Regions from separate parts of the Homo sapiens genome. Here region 2 is linked to region 1. A link is a loop called in an ENCODE intact Hi-C map of the cell type or tissue named here. Cell type or tissue: Caco-2. All regions are shown on one strand.

Region 1 (2,500 bases):
AGGTGATGCTGATTTTACTTGGGTGTTCAGAGGAAGCATTTGAACTGAGACTTGGACGACGAGGATGCAGCACTCAGGACAAACATTCAGGAAACTTAAACAATGGAGGAAGAGCATTCCAAGCAGAGGGAACACCAGGGAGAAAGGCCCTGAGATGGAATTTGCTTGGCATTATAGATTGGCAGGAAGAAAGCAAGTGAAGCCAAGATCTGATGAGTTGGAGAGAGTTGTAAGCAGTGAGGTCAAAGGCAGAGAAACCGATCAGGGAGATTCTTGTGAGTGCTATGTTCTTTTTCATGTCTTAGGTCACGAAGTGAACGGACTGAGAAGAGCAAGGGGAACAGGAAGCAGGTAATTTTGGAGGCTGTTTCAGTGGTACAAGAATGAAAAGATAGTGACTCACACGTGGGTGATGCCAGTGGAGCTCCCAAGAATGAATCAGGTTCATGGCTCAGCTTAGAGGTAAAGTTAAAAGGATTTTGAGTGTAGGGTAAGAGGGGAAGAGATAAAGTTTTGGTTTGGGGCCTGAGAAACATTTACTGAGATGGAGAAAACTAGGGAAGGAGGAGGGTAGGTGGGAGCGTGGGCAGGGGTTTTGTTCAGAATATGTTGATTTTGAGAGGCCTATTAGATATCAAGTGAAGATTAACTTGGTGGCTGCAGTCCAGAGGACAGGGTAAGGCTAGAGATGTAAATCTGGAAGACATGGAGCAAGATTAGATCACACAGGCAAATATAATAGATCAAGTAAATGAGAGTCTGGAATAATGAAAGCAAACACAAAACCAGCCTGCAAAACAGACTGAAGGAGTGGTCAGTGATGTAGGAGGGAAACCAAGAACAGAGAGACCTGCGCTGTTACATGGGATCCAGCACTCAAAAGAGCCCCATGCTTGGTTTAGATCAGTGCTGTCACATATTTTAGCACCTTTAGTGGTGCTTTTCTTTTGCTTTCTGAACAAAAGATTCCACATCATTTTGCAATGGGCTCCACAAATTCAATTATATAGCCCATCTTGACCAAGAGTGTTTGGTGTCACAAAAGCCTAAAGAAGAGAGTATTTAAAGGTGGATACAGCCAGCAATTAAATGCACTCATTTTTACAGCAGTACCAAATTACATTTTAAATTATTTTTTACTCATAAGTTTTTGAGCAATTTTGTCATAAGAACTGTGCCAAATACATTCAAAATTGAGTGAGCTAGAACCAGTGGGTACATTCACAAAACTTAGAAAAAAAGCAGTCATGAAACTCATCAGGTGAGGGTTTGACCACTGTGAATAGGCAGTGGAAGATGCTAAGGGCATATATGGCATGGTGCCTTTCTCTGAAGAAATGAGGTGGAGCTGGAGCTGGGATGAGCTGGTCTGGAGTCTTCCAGCAGAGGGCAACATCCTGTGTGATCCCTGGGTGGGACTGACCCATTCACAGAACTCAAAGAAAAGCCAGTGTGGCTGCAGAAAATGAAGAAGTTTACTTTAAAAATAAATGAAATTTACTCCCTGTATCAGGTGTTTGAACTAGAGCAACTCCATCTTGGTGTTGTGTTTTTTTGTTGTGGTTTTGTTTTTTTGTTTGTTTGTTTTTGAGACGGAGTTTTGCTCTTGTTGCCCAGGCTGGAGTGCAATGGTGCAATCTCGGCTTATTGCAACCTCCGCCTCCCAGGTTCAAGCGATTCTCCTGCCTCAGGCTCCCAAGTAGCTGGAATTACAGGCATGTGCCACCATGCCCGGCTAATTTTGTATTTTTAGTAGAGATGGGGTTTCACTATGTTGGTCAGGCTGGTCTCAAACTACTGACCTCAGGTGATCTGCCTGCCTCGGCCTCCCAAAGTGCTGGGATTACAGGCGTGAGCCACCATGCCCGGCCCTAACAACTCCGTCTCGAATAGGGGCTGGGTAAAATGAGGCTGAGACCTACTGGGCTGCATTCCCAGACGGTTAGGCATTCTAAGTCACAGGGGAGATAGGAGTTTGGCACAAGATACAGGTCAAAGACCTTGCGGATAAAACAGGTTGCAGTAAGGAAGCCAGCTAAAACCCACCAAAACCAAGATGGCGATGAGTGTGACTCTGGTGTCCTCACTGCTGCACTCCCACCATGACAGTTTACAAATGCCGTGGCAACGTCAGGAAGTTACCCTGTATCGTCTAAAAAGGGAGGGCATGAATAATCTGCCCCTTGTTTAACATATCATCAAGAAATAACCATAAAAATGGGCAACCAGCAGCCCTCAGGACTGCTCTGTCTATGGAGTAGCCATTCTTTTATTTCTTTTCTTTCTTAATAAACTTGCCTTCACTTTACGGACTCACCCTGGATTTTCTCGCGCGAGATTCAAGAACCCTCTCTTGGGGTTTGGATCCCGACCCCTTTCCTGTGACACCTGGAGGGAGAGTAGGAAGTGAGGCAAGAGGGGAGCTGAGGTTGGAGTCTCAGCTTCTCCAAGATTTAAAGGTGTGGTAGAAGTGGGGACGTGACTAGGGAGATGATGGGCA
Region 2 (2,500 bases), 330 kb after region 1:
CTAGAAGTCCAAAATTAAGGTGTTGACAGGTCTGGTTTCTTTTGAGGCCTATATCTTTGGCTTGCAGTATTCTCACAGGGTCTTTCCTCTGTACATGTCCATTCCTGGTGTCTGTGTCCAAATTTCTTCTTCTTATAAGGGTGGCAATTATATGGGATTAGGGCCTAGCCTTACAATTCTGTTTGAACTTAATTACCTCCTTAAAGGTCCTATCTCCAAATACAGTCACATTCTGTGGTACTGGGGGTTAGGCCTTCAACAAATGGATTTTGTGAGGGCACAACTCAGCCTATAGTGGTAACTAAAAGTGTTTATCATTTATTCATTCATTTATATATTTTTCAGTTAGCACTCACTTTTATAGAACCTACTCTGGGACAGACACTTGTGCCAGGTACAGGGGATTCAAAGATGGTCAATCACTGTCCCTATCCTCAATTAACTCATAGTATAGTTGCAGTGATTTGCAAACTTGGCTGAACTACAGAATGACCTAAAGCACTTTAAAATATGCAGACTCTTGAGTGTGTCAGAATCTCTCAGAGTGAACTTGCAATATGTAGTTACAAAAAACTCCTTGAAGGAAATGGTGGTTTGAACACCTGTGATTAAATGGAAAATACTAGCCATATATGTAAGCTGCTTTTTAGATAGTTTAGCTCTTTTGTGTTTGTTAAACCTCCTAGTCCAGCGATGTTAGAAATTGAGTTTAAGGGAGTTTCAAGTGCTTAGTCCAAGATGAACACAGCTGGTTTGAGTAAAAGGTGGGACTGAGCCTTCTTACTGCATTTCCCCCACACTGATAAATATTTAATTATTTACTGATATAATCTTAAATCACTTGACTTGAGTCCCTAAGGTTCTGAATGCAACAGGCAGTCATACACTGTTTCCAAAGCTGGCAGTAGAATATTTCCTAAGTTTTATCTTAACTTAAGGAACTTTTATTGGGGGAGCAGCAAAAACTGAAACAAGATCCACACTGTTTTGCAGCTTGCAGCTCAGATATTTCTTTTTAAACATTGTTTAAAATTTAATTATATTTTATTTTTATTATACTTTAAATTCTGGGATACATGTGCAGAATGTGCAGGTTTGTTACACAGGTATACATGTGCCGTGGTGGTTTGCTGCCCCCATCAGCCCGTCATCTACATTAGATATTTCTCCCAATACTATCCCTCCCCTTTCCCCCCCACCCTCCGACAGGCCCTGGTGTGTGATGTTCCCCTCCCTGTGTCCATGTGTTCTCATTTTTCAGCTCCCACTTAGGAGAGAGAACATGCGGTGTTCTCAGATATTTCTTAACAGTGTTACACACCTATTTAGCTACTCCTTCTACCCCTACCAAGGGCTTATATTTACCCCACACTTCCATGCCTTTTGTAAAGACGTTTTTGTCATCCCTGTTGCATAACTTGAGCCTGATTAGGACAAGACTAAATTAAATTTTGTTCAGTATTGACTCTATAACTTGATTATATTCAAAGTCTCAAGGGACTAAAATAAAATCTGTAGAAGATAACCCTGCTGTTAATAAAAAGCCTCTTAGATGGCCTTTCCCTTTGAAGTGTAACTACCCAGATCCATTTTCAGATAAAGCTTCTCAGAAGGTTTTTTGGGAAAAAAAAATCAAAGTAACTTTGTTGGATGAAGCCTTGTTATGGTTTCCTCCTTTCACAAGACCCTGTTTCCAGTGCTTTAAAAGCCAGATTGATTTTTTTGAATAAATGTCATGGGAAATGTCATAACCATGAAAAAACCTTGCTTTTGATTTCAAAGCGCCAGGCCCTCTTGGTAGGAAAAACCAAAATTACACCCAATGTAAAGGCAAGAGAATGTAGGCTGTTACTTTGTTTTGGTTATTAACTAAAAAGGTGCAGCTGTTTTCTTTTTTCTCTCAAGTGTATCTAAAAATATAATCTCCAGGAATTTAATTAATGATTTCCAAATATATGTATGGTTTAATTCTTATTAAAATTGTCCATAAAGCTGTGCAGATAACTGTTTTCCTCCCACTCATGGTTAGAAGATTAGATTCTATTGGTTCTGAAAATTAGAACAACATTTTTTGGCTTATGAAGTAATGATGCTGATTTTATTACTGTTATATTTCACAACTTGAGTTTGGTGGATGAAAGCCTTATTCAGAAAACAAATTAATAAACTAAAAGAGTGATAGAATTTATCAATACTAAATGCTATGAGACAACACAAATAAGCCTCCTACTGACTTCTATTGACTTCAAATGTAAATTGTATAAATAAGGGCTATAAGATTAGATTAATGACAAAATTTTGCCAAATCCAAATGCAACTAAATCAGTGACCTGCCGCAAATGACTTAAATGGCCTTGACATCAATAAAGACTCCTGGCCATTTAATTTAACCGTTCTAAGAGAAAATGTTTTCAGAGGAATGGATGAACTAAAGGTTTATAAAGTTTGAAGTTTCCATTTAAAACGTATTTAAGTGATAATGTCATTGTATTTTTCATTT

The links. A loop is a pair of places that touch in the nucleus more often than their neighbours do. Peaks named below come from ENCODE experiments on the same cell type or tissue, not always from the same donor. Only the 100,000 strongest peaks of a DNase experiment are listed, where the experiment ranks them.
Region 2: it touches region 1 in a loop (13-fold over the local background); 3 of 110 quality-filtered maps call a loop at or near these places.

What each region holds. Positions count from the first base shown.
Region 1 is chr12:75,487,627-75,490,126 of GRCh38, reverse strand. The region is part of intron 2 of GLIPR1 (GLI pathogenesis related 1); the gene reads right to left. GLIPR1-AS1 (GLIPR1 antisense RNA 1) reads left to right here and starts at 306. Exons shown (of 2, transcript XR_007063373.1): 1 at 306-351. RefSeq lists enhancers at 1,985-2,484, 2,485-2,500. In Caco-2, a CTCF peak has its summit at 1,353 (motif pointing right); a DNase peak (open chromatin) is centred at 1,366.
Region 2 is chr12:75,157,821-75,160,320 of GRCh38, reverse strand. The region is part of intron 2 of KCNC2 (potassium voltage-gated channel subfamily C member 2); the gene reads left to right. Among named protein-coding and RNA genes, the nearest start is that of KCNC2, 51 kb to the left of the region's middle. In Caco-2, no CTCF peak of the experiment used is centred here; no DNase peak of the experiment used is centred here.